Linked DNA regions of Homo sapiens: regions 1 and 2 are each linked to region 3. Evidence: chromatin contacts called from ENCODE Hi-C or POLR2A ChIA-PET data. All regions are on one chromosome and are shown on one strand. Each heading gives the region's core, a stretch centred on a gene start or an enhancer-like site at or near the end of the contact. The rest is flanking DNA. Distances are from core to core; before and after follow the strand shown. Region 1 overlaps ABCB11 (ATP binding cassette subfamily B member 11). Region 2 holds the start of PHOSPHO2-KLHL23 (PHOSPHO2-KLHL23 readthrough). Region 3 holds the start of LRP2 (LDL receptor related protein 2).

Region 1 (3,590 bases), core at 955-3,454, 400 kb after region 3:
CAGTTTTTCTGATGGCTAAGTTCCTTTTCAGCAATATATTTTAAATTCAAGAACAATTTAATACATAACAGCCACAAATTTCCTAAATAATAATGTTGAGAAAGATAGTATTTAGTCCCCCAAGTTAGTTGTTTTTATTTGCAGTGAGAAGTGGTACACAGCTTCAGAGAAGGGGAGAGACAGATGTTGTCAGTTTCTGAAAAGGGATGGTGTTTCTAGTGGATGAGAGAGGTAAACCTGCCTAGCACATGCACTGCCCATGGCCTCATGACAGCCTAGGCTAGACAGCTCGAATGATCTGGAGAATGGTGAAAGAGAGAGACTTAAAAAATATAAAGTAGATATCCAAGGGGCCAAGGACATAGGTCTTCCCATACTCAGAACTGGAAGGTAGTCAGTCATATGTTGATGGCCTCTCCTGCTCCACAAACTCCTACCTTGGCATCCATTGCTCTGCATTTGCTTTTTAGGTCCTTGACCTTAAGTCTCCTCCTATCAAGCACCTTGTTCTCACCAGCTGACACAAGCCTATTCTGCACACCTTCTGGAGAAGACATCCTGACCTCTGTTACCTAACTGGGAGAAATGACTTCATTGCTGTGTAGTTTCAGGCTAGGTGGGAGGGAGTCTCTGGAGGTGTCCCAGAAGTTTGGTGGCAGGGAGTAGCGTTGAGGAGTGGTTTAATGCCTGGTCATAATGAGTCTTGGCAAGAGTCTGAATGTGCAAGAGCAAGGAAGAGGGAGGGCTTGAGGAAACTGCATGGTGTTGAACCTGGGTGACTAAGAGGATGGAAGTGCCATTAACAGAAAATGGGAACAAATTGGAGCAACTCAGTTGATACATTACTGCCTTCTCTGGAAGGCTAGATGAGCATATAGTAGGCAGGCACCACCTTGATATTTGTTTTGGTGAAATTTCACTTGGATGCAAAATGGTAGAGAAAGATATGTGAATGGATTCATCTAGATGGCACTAAAACAGTTGATGCAGGTCTCCTCATCACTCACATCTCTCTCTTTACACCATTTACTTCAGGTGATTCTTTCTAAAACACAGTCTTCAGCATTGCCTCTTAACCATTAAGACTGTTTACAAATGACTGAAAACCTAACCCAACTTGGATTTACCTTTAGAGAGACAGAATCAGCTCATATAACTAAATATTCCAAAGATGCTTTGGCTTCAGGCAAGGCTAGAGCTTCAGTGATATGTCCAAGCTAGAAAATAGTTTCTCTCTCTTCCTTTCTCAGCTCTACTATTTCACTGTTGGCTTCATTTTTCAGAAAGCTTCTTTTTTTGAAGGTCTCAACATAATTGTCAACAGCTCCCAGCACTAAATACTTTAAGATTAACCTAGAGGAGAATGGGGGCCTCCTTCCCAGGAGTCTGGGGGAGGGAAGAGGAGGGTGGAGTCTGAACCAATCACTTCCCATGCTTGTCATGTACTCAGTATATTCAGCAAGCAACCCTGTCCTCCCCTGTCTCCATGCTTATGTTTATACATTCTCTCAGTCAGAAATGCTCTTTTCTATAGTCTACAAATCCCCATATCCTACCTTAGCCATCTCATCCATGAATCTTGCCTTGGTAACACCTGCCATACATTTCTTTTTCCTTTGACTTTCCATACTCTTTATTCAAACCTGCCTAATAGCACTTACCACATTCTTCTTTACCTTAGGGTGTGGTACAGGCCTCTTCTATAAGGTTTAAATTTTTTGAAGGAGAAATCTGTTATTGGCTAGTCTTTGTGTCCCCAACATCACCTGGCATTGGTTTGTAAGTTGTAGATGCCCAATAAGCTTCTGTTGAATTAATGAATAAATGAATGAACACATTGAGCTAAATTATATTTCAACAAGATACTCATTCATGCATGTCTGAATGCAGGGTAGTATATAGCCTGGAGAAAATCTCATCAGAGGCCCTATTTCCTCATATCATTTGTAACCATGCTAAAGTGAACACATCAGGTATGAGAGAAAGATATCAAGACCACAATCTAAGCCAGAAGGAAAGTAAAGGAAATAGACTGTTGCCAAGGCAGCAATTAGCAGAACCATGTGGGTTTGGAAAGTATTTGAGCCTTAGGTGGTTTTTTGATGAACTGGTAGGACAGCTTTGCTCCCTTTCTCTTTCTCCCTCCCTGACTACACTCTGAATCTGGGTCCAACACTTGCAAGAGTTTAGGGCCCAGAGCAATCAACCTGATTAGCTCTGCCCTAAGATTAGCTCTGTCAAACCTAACCTGCAAGCTCCCTTTCCTGGTTACCATGTGACCTACCAAACATTTCTATTTATTTGACATATGAAATGTAAACTTGGACACCAGTTGATCCTGCTCCAATCTGGCCACAGTCTACACTGTTTCATCTTTCTGTTTATTTACAGGGCTTCCATCCGGCAACGCTCCAAGTCTCAGCTTTCTTACCTGGTGCACGAACCTCCATTAGCTGTTGTAGATCATAAGTCTACCTATGAAGAAGATAGAAAGGTCAGGCACCAACTGCTTATGGGGGGGAATGGAAGAAGTCTCTCCTGGGGACTGTTGGGTACCCTTTAAGCCTGAGAATATGAGTTTTCTAGGTATATATCTAGCAGTGTTTCAAGTCAGACTAAAAGACAGAGCATTAAGACCTAATGAAAACTCTAAGTTTTACACAATATTTTTAATGCAGATTAGTTAATTGATTATTTTTAAGAATACAAGGTAATGAAAACTGGACTTCGGAGGGTTAATTGTCTTAGACAAACTATTCTAACAAACACAGAATGTGTGAATTCTAGATATTTAGCAGATTATTTGCTCATATGTAGAAATCCTTTTATAAAAGTTGTTAAGAATACCTGAAAGCTTTTTTCTCAAATTTTAAAATTTCTTTCTTAAATTACAATAATTTTGGCAAAAATACCTTGATCAACAAAAGTGTTTGAATAGGCTAGCCCTTATTACAAGTTATCAAAATATTTGAATTAATGGAGGCCAATTAGGTTTCACAGACATTTGTTGATTTCATACAATTTTTATAATGGTTTTAAGATACATTTAAAATAATACTATCAATTTTAACATAATTCAAGGTAGCATAAAATTAAAGAGCTAGGAAAGCAAACAACATGTATAGCAATACACAATTTCTTCCTAAGGATGCAGGTGTCCTGCTGTTGTAGACATTGTCTAATTTTCACATAAACAGACCACCCATTCTCCTCCAAGCCTTTCCTCATTACTGCACGTTACATGTCAGCCCTGATACTTTTACGTTCATTCCCCTACCACCCTTCGTTAGAAAATTTTCATGGCAATTTTCTTATTGAGCCTTAATCAAAGTCATGTTGACTTATCCCCTTTCTAAATTATAAGCCTCTGAAAGTTAGTGATACACCTTATTTGTGTTTGAATCAACTTGGTTACCTAACCCAGTGCCTTGCACTTAGTAAGGCATCAGGAGATTTTAAAAATTAGAATGAAAACATGAATTTCTACAATAAAATAAAACCCCAACTGCAAGATTTATCAAAGCAAATAAGTCAGAGAATTTTTAAATTACAAGCACATCCATTATGCATGATATAATTTCAAATTGTCT
Region 2 (3,583 bases), core at 229-2,728, 330 kb before region 3:
GGACAGCCTTGAGAAACATGCTTATTTGTCCAAATGATAAAGATCTGGGTTCCCTAAGCTCAGGGCTCCTTTCCTGTAATTCGACACACACTACATCTAGGTGACTTCTTGCCCACTTTGCATTATCCTGTGGGAACTGGGGCTTTAGGGAACTCAGGCGAAATTGCTGATTTACTGGCTACTGCTGGGAGTAATTCATTCCTGAAATGAATAGTCTTGTGTCTTCCATGAAACTGCCAGGCTAAGTTAGCCTGCAAACAGGGTAAAAATCTCTGTTCCTTCCCAGTTCTTGAAACTTTTTTTTTTTTTGAGACGGAGTCTCGCTCTGTCGCCCAGGCTGGAGTGCAGTGGCACGATGGTCGGCTCACTGCAAGCTCCGCCTCCCAGGTTCACGCCATTCTCCTGCCTCAGCCTCCAGAGTACCTGGAACTACAGGCGCCCGCCACCACGCCTGGCTAATTTTTTTGTATTTTTGCTAGAGACAGGGTTTCACCGTGTTAGCCAGGATGGTCTCGATCTCCTGACCTCGTGATCCGCCCGCCTCGGCCTCCCAAAGTGCTGGGATTACAGGCGTGAGCCACCGCGCCTGGCCCCCAGTTCTTGACACTTTTTAAGGTATAGTTCCAAAAACCTACCAGCGCTGTATGTGCACAAACTAATTTCTGTCTTCAAATATTTTCTTAATTATTCCATACTTACCAGCATTATTACGTGGAACATCTGATAGAAAACCTAAAGAAAAATAGCACGACTATGTGTTAGAACATTCGTTATTAAAAATCTTTTTGTTCTTTCATTTTGAGAGACTCCAATTTGGTGCATTATGTGTACACGTCAGAGCCAACTTGTTAGTAATGAAGTTATCTGTACATCAATGTGTTAGAAAAGCATCTTTTGAAACCAAACGCGCAGCTACTCCTAACAGATTTCTGTGGTCATGTATTTACCAAGAAATTTAAAATATCTCAAAGGTCCTAACGTAAATATTCTAAGCATATCATTACGTTTTAACATTCCTATTTTTAAAAAACTTGGCCCCATCTAGTCCTGACCATGCCTCAGAAACCAAAGGATTAAAAAAACAGCGTTTATGTCAGCGAATCCGCGGGTTTTTATAGTTAAGGGAGGGCTTTGCTCCTCACACTCCACCCGCGAGGAGATCTGCGGACGCACACACCACGCCTAGGCCTCGCGCGCTCACACACCTGCCGGCTCCACCCCGAGGGTAGGCATCGGACCCAATCGGGGGTCGTCCCCCATGGGGAGCGCGCAGGTGGGGATGGGAGTAGCAGGCAGGGCGGGGGCCCACGGGCTTCTCACTGACCCAGTCCCGCCGTCGGCAGCCGCCCCGGCGCCCGTGACGCTCCTGCGGGTTCAGTCCTTTGGCCTCGCCCCACGCCTGCCCTCTCGGCAGCCCCACTCACAAGCCCAGCTCGCAAGCGCAGGCGCCTCTCTTCTCTAGCCCGACCGCCAACTGCAGCACCTCCCTTGTTCCTCGGCTACGGCTGGCGTCACTTCCGGCGGCGTTGCCAAGCAACCGCGTGGTACGAGTAACAACTCCACCGGCTGGCGTCCGCGGCGCTTGGCGCCACAGTCACTTTTCCAGATCTAGGAGCATCATGGACACCTCGTCAGAGATGCTGGTACGGTTTGGACGGCGCTGTGGACGGGCGAAGGAAAGTACAGGTGAGCTAAACTGACCTATCCAGGGACAGGGATTGTTTCTGGACCCCCGGCATGGAGTGAGAGGCGAGGATGCCGAATGAGGGCTTCAGTTGCCTTTTGAAATGGACTCCACCAGGTCGAAAGCATCCTCAATAAGCATCTTTGGGCTCTGTGTGAAGTTAGGCCGTCTTGCCCTCAGGTGAATGGGTGAAGGAGGGAAACGGGGAGTGGAAGTGGGTGGGAGAATGTTTACAGAAATAGGGGTGGAGAAAAGATAGGAAATCAGAGACCCCCACCCCCAGCCCCAGCTGACCTAAAACTGCGCAGTTGCAGCTCTGAGAGTCTGGGTTTTGTTAAATTTCCCGCACGCTTAAAGTTTGTTATTCACTGATTGAATTGGAATATCTCTTGGAAATATAAGTCACCTCTTTAGAGGCTTGGCTCTTCTGCAAACCTGCTGATTGGTCTTTACTAAAAGTCTCTGAAGGAAATATCTCCATTTCCTCCTCTCTAAAGTAAATATAAGGTCTCTCTCTAAGTCAAATGCTTTTAGAGAGTTAAAAAAAAATCGTGTGACATAAAGTACTGTAATTCAGGTGACCTGTTATAACAATTTGATTTTGGAATAGAAATAGACTTCTAAAGAACTCTATCAATTCTAGCTACAACAGTTTCTTACGTCTGTAAATTAGCAATTAATGTTGTCATGGTGACAACTAGAACTTTGGCAATTTGAAGTATCTTCATGTCATTGCCCGAGCTTCTGTAGCAATAGTGCCCCCTGCACCAGATGCAGAGTGACAGCCAGTCATTCTTCACTAGTGGATATTTATGCAGTGGAGGTTTTATGAGGTTAGCAGCGGACTTTTGCCATGTAAAAGGAAAGAAACAGTACCAACATGGCCAGTTTTGGAAAAGCACAATTAGTCCCACACATTCACTTTCCTGCATATGCATTTCTGCACTACCTGGTTTAGATTTACCTAATAGTTGTTAAATAATGTTTTGTGGCAACTAGCTCAAAAGCTTCCACCTGAGCCTCACTGCTAAATTTTAATCTCCATTTTTAGGGGAAGGCTAAGTTGGAGAGAGGTTCAGAGATGTGTGCAGCTATTAGTAAAATAAATAATTTATAAAGATTTAGTGGGATGACATCAGCCAGAATGGTGAAATAGGATCTATGCCTGAAATCCTCTCCTCCATAAAATCAACAAGAACAGTGGCAAAAATCATCAATATCGACTTTTTCAGAACTCTGGAAATTAACCAAAGGCTTGCAACAATTTGTAGAGTGTTTACTAAAGAAAAACAGCTGGATTTTTGTAACAACAGCAAGGTTTTTGGCATTTTAACTTGCCATAGTCCTATACTTTTCTCCCAGCCCCGTGTCAGCCTAGATAACCACAGTAATCACAGTGAAAAATAGTGACTTAGCAACTGGTAGAGGGGACAAAACAGAATTTGACCCACTCCAAAGCCAGACAACTGTTATTATTCGACATGTTTGATAGTTCCTTGGAAAATCTCACTCATGAGGCTTATTGTTATTTAGTCTGACTTCAAACTCACCAAGTATGTTTGTCAAATGTTCAGTGGCAATTTTAAATATCACAGCTATCAGAGGCATGTGTGGGAACTTAATCCCCAATGTAAAAATGTTGGAAGGTAGGGACTAATGAGAGGTGATAGGCCATGAGGGCAGAGTAAAGGGATTAATGCCATTATCTGGGGAATGGGTTCATTATAAAAGTGGGAAAGTTGGCCCTCTTCTTTCTCTCTCTCTCTCTCTGTCTCTGTGTGGTGTGTGTGTGTGTGTGTGTGTGTGTGTGTGTGTGTGCGTGCGCCTGTTGCCCTCTCTTTGCCCTTTTGCCATGTAATGCCTTCCATCATGTTATGATGCGGCAAGAAGGCCCCTGCC
Region 3 (3,645 bases), core at 183-2,682:
TGCCCCGGGGAAAGGGGCTGGCAGTAATTGGCAGGTTCTCGCCCCTGGGGAAGGGAGGCAGCGGGAACCTGTCCAGCGACCACGTGCGTTCAGGGCTGTCTCCTCCATGCGTCACGGCCCCTTCGCTGGAGGGAAAGGGCTCCTGACTTCTTGGACCAGGATCCGGAGCCTGGGACTAGCTGCCGCGCTGGTTCAGGGGCTGGAGCTGGAGATGATGGGATGGCCTCAGGCCCGCAAACAGCCCCTTCTCACACAGGGTTCCCACCACCGGGAAATAACTTGCATCAACCCTCCTTTTTTACCCCTCCCTGTGGGCTCTGATGTCACGTACAGGCTGAGGACGTGCGCTGAGGGCGGGTGTAAGGCCACTTGTGCTTTTGGCTTCCGGGCCCCTTGCCAGCCTGTCCAAAGCGGCCCCAAAGAAGGGAGGCTAGGGGTTCCCTGAACCTCTCGTGTTTCTCCTTCTTATAAAAGGGTACCGGAACCATGGAGAAGACGTTCGCTCTTTTTCAATTTTGCTTCAAAATGAGCAGACTTGTAAGAAGCACGATCTGGCCATGACACCTGTAGATGTGGTGCTGAATAATTGCTAAATAAGGATCCAACCTCCCCAACAAAGATCCACCTCCCTCTCTAATTTGTAAAAACACAAAGCACCCCATCTCAGCAGCCTGTATCCTATCAGGGGAAACCAAGATATCCGAAGGAGCCTAGAGAGATCAGGCCAGGAATGAAGGTCACAGATCTCCATCCAGCAGGCTCTTTACTCCTTCCCTTCCCTACCCCCGCCTCTTTCCCTTTCTTTCTCTTTCCTTCATTTTTACTTGTCTGGTTGTGCTTTCCTTTTCCATTTCTTATTTTTTCTTTCTCTTCTCTATTCTTGACTTTCCTCCTCGTCCATTTCTTTCCATTGCTCATTTAGTAAAACTGCGTCCGTGCAGATTTCCCCGTGAGCCGCCTCGCCGGCTTCTGTGCGGGGCAAACCCTGCGGAGAGGCGAGGGCAGCGCGTGTGCACGTGTGAGTGTGCCTGTGAGAGTGTGCGCACAGGAGTGTGCTCTTGTATGCACGCGTAAAGGGGACTGTGTATGTCGGCGTTGAAGTGTGACTGTGGAATGTGCGCGCGTGTGTGACTGGCGTGTATGAGTGAATCTGTGTCAGTTGGTGTGACACTTAGGAGTGCATGCGCCTGTATGAGTGCGTGTGTGAGTGTGCACACGCCTGTGTGAGTGTCCCTGTGTGAGCACGCGTGTGTTCGAGTGCCCACTCCTCCCCGCGCTGCAAAGTGCAGGGGGCGGGCCGGGCGGCAGGGGGCCTGCCCGCTGGATTCCCGCATGCTTGTTCCGGGGCGGTCGGGTCTAAAGGGCTTTATGCACTGTCTGGAGGGTGGGGACTGGCGCGGGTAGAAAACGGGATGCCTCGGGCGTGGGGGCAGGCTTTTGGCCACTAGGAGCTGGCGGAGGTGCAGACCTAAAGGAGCGTTCGCTAGCAGAGGCGCTGCCGGTGCGGTGTGCTACGCGCGCCCACCTCCCGGGGAAGGAACGGCGAGGCCGGGGACCGTCGCGGAGATGGATCGCGGGCCGGCAGCAGTGGCGTGCACGCTGCTCCTGGCTCTCGTCGCCTGCCTAGCGCCGGCCAGTGGCCAAGGTAAGAGCCCAGCCAGAGCCTCTCGTGGAGCCCCCACTTCCCCGGCTGTGGCAGGGTCGGGTCCGCGGGAGGCCGGAGGGGAGAGCGTCCGGGCAGGGGCTAGGGCCGGGCGGCGGCGCGGGAGCTGCTCCCGGTGGGGCGCTCAGGTTGCTTCGCGAAGCCGGAGCGGGAGCGCCCCTCTTCGCTCGCCAGGAACTGAGCGGCAGCAAACTTGAGAAAGCAGCCCCGCCAGTTTCGGTGACAGCGCACCCCACGGAGACCCTGTCTTTGTTCCCACGGGCGTTGGTCCGATGCTCCTGGAAAGCACTTTGCGGGAGAACGAGGTTCTCCGCCGTTTGCAGCCTGCCCTCCCTAGCGGAGTTCTCTGCTGGGCGGCGCGGTCCCGGGCTCTGCTCAGAGCGCAGCTTTCCACCTGCAGCGCCCCTCCCGGGATCCCTTCGCGCGCCCAGGGCCGCGGGCCAGAGCACTCCTCCCACCACCGGCGAAACTTGGTCCCGCGGTGACCCCCAGAGACCGCTCTCACCATACAGATCATTTACGAGCCAAGATAAGGCCGGGAGGTGGGATTGGCCGAGAGAGTGGCTGAGGGACTGGAGTCTTTTCTTGAAGTTTTCCTTTCCAGCTGGGAGCTGGGGGCTTTTGTGTTGATGAATGGGGCCCGTCTGCATGGCCAGAGTTTTGGGGATCGAATGCAGAAAGTTTCTAGTATGAAGTGCTTTAAACTTCTCTCAAGTTGTCCGATAGTTTATGTTTTAACAGAAACAGAGAAGAGGGAAAGAGAGGGAGAAAGAAGCGGAGAGAATAAAACTAGTAAGAAGGGAAGAGGAGAGAGCGTAAGAGAAGCAAATAGGAATAAGGAAAGAAGGAGGGAAGAGAACGACTGGGGCGGGAGAAGAGAGAGAGAGAGGAGAGAGAGGAGAGAGACAGAGAGAGAGAGAGAGAGGGAGAGAGAGAGAGAGAGAGAGAGAGACAGAGAGAGACAGAGAGAGACAGAGAGAGACAGAGAGACAGAGACCCGGCCGAGGATGAATGGGAAGGGCGAGGAGGAGGCTGGAACCGGCGAGCTCTCCCCCTGGCTTTGCGTTGCTAGGTAGCAGCCGGGAGCTGCGTGTGACCGACCACCAGACAGACAGAGGGGACGCTGCTGCCACCGCAGGGACTAATCTGTCTGTGGGGATGGGAGAGTCCCCCCTTTCCCCTCCTGCTCCTTCCCTCCCGTCGGACAACTTAATTGCCCTACAATGAAAATGAAACCCCTATTGTTGTAGGATTAGCCAAAGCAATAAATTGATTTTCCTGGATCACATATTGGGGTTGATGGGTGGGGAATGTGGAAGCCCCCATTTACGGAGGAGTGAGGGGAGGGCTTGTGGATGGGCCGTGGCATGTATTCAAATGGTTAATCTGCTTTCTTTCCTCAATTCTTAGCGTAAGCTCCTTAGAGGGAATCAAGTAAGTAATTATACAGCAACTCCTAGCAGCACCCATTTCAGACTTCCTGGGAAGAAGTTTGGAAACCCTAACAAACCCCACAGGTCTTGCAAAAGTCTTCAGAAAGGCAGGAGAGGCAAGGAGAGATCATTAATAACCTTCCTTTGAACACCCTTTCTCAGTGTTGGTAACGCAGAAAGAGGGTTTATTATTATTGTGCAGAGTTTGCACAATGCTTAGGGTTGTATCTCATGTCCTAAATATAGCTATAGGATTTACTATATGTTCCTGTCAGTGCCTGGCAAAAGGAAATCTTACCTTGATTCATCTATGTCCTTGTACAACCAAAACAGATATTCTTTTTCCTGGGTTGATGATTTAGTCACTAAATAACCAATACCTACTCTTCTTGATAGTTTTTTGCACCCATCCATCTTCCATTCTATGATAATAATATATAATAATAATGTGTATAGTAATAGTAACCTAGCATACACATATATGTGGCAGGCTTTGTTCTAAGCACTTTATACTTATTGACTCAATTAATCTTCATAATATCCCTTGGA

The links. Hi-C counts contacts between places; a loop is a spot of excess contacts on that map. ChIA-PET counts read pairs that join two places held with the same protein, here RNA polymerase II (POLR2A). Pooled maps may share reads with other maps.
Region 1: a map of CD4-positive, alpha-beta memory T cell shows a loop between it and region 3 (6-fold over the local background). The contact joins the enhancer-like site here to the promoter of LRP2 in region 3. A Hi-C loop is called at or near these places in 1 of 168 maps with a recorded cell type or tissue (CD4-positive, alpha-beta memory T cell) and 9 of 50 pooled maps. POLR2A ChIA-PET finds 5 or more read pairs at or near these places in 1 of 52 experiments (WTC11).
Region 2: a map of naive thymus-derived CD4-positive, alpha-beta T cell shows a loop between it and region 3 (5-fold over the local background). The contact joins the promoter of PHOSPHO2-KLHL23 here to the promoter of LRP2 in region 3. A Hi-C loop is called at or near these places in 1 of 168 maps with a recorded cell type or tissue (naive thymus-derived CD4-positive, alpha-beta T cell) and 10 of 50 pooled maps. POLR2A ChIA-PET finds 5 or more read pairs at or near these places in 2 of 52 experiments (H1 and Panc1).

Annotation. Positions count from the first base shown.
Region 1 is chr2:168,963,110-168,966,699 of GRCh38, reverse strand. ABCB11 (ATP binding cassette subfamily B member 11) reads left to right here. Exons shown (of 28, transcript NM_003742.4): 18 at 2,392-2,494. Among named protein-coding and RNA genes, the nearest start is that of G6PC2, 64 kb to the right of the region's middle. Within about 2 kb of position 2,204, at least 4 of the 41 ENCODE cell types and tissues checked have a DNase peak (open chromatin) inside an H3K27ac peak, as active enhancers do.
Region 2 is chr2:169,692,364-169,695,946 of GRCh38, reverse strand. It overlaps PHOSPHO2-KLHL23 (PHOSPHO2-KLHL23 readthrough), which reads right to left and starts at 1,478. Exons shown (of 5, transcript NR_144936.2): 1 at 1,325-1,478; 2 at 700-732. CFAP210 (cilia and flagella associated protein 210) reads left to right here and starts at 1,542. Exons shown (of 9, transcript NM_001085447.2): 1 at 1,542-1,686. The coding sequence starts at 1,620. PHOSPHO2 (phosphatase, orphan 2) reads right to left here and starts at 1,478. Exons shown (of 4, transcript NM_001008489.4): 1 at 1,325-1,478; 2 at 700-732. RefSeq lists a silencer at 1,170-1,449 and an enhancer at 1,580-1,759.
Region 3 is chr2:169,360,321-169,363,965 of GRCh38, reverse strand. LRP2 (LDL receptor related protein 2) reads left to right here and starts at 1,432. Exons shown (of 79, transcript NM_004525.3): 1 at 1,432-1,645. The coding sequence starts at 1,567. RefSeq lists enhancers at 314-947, 948-1,581.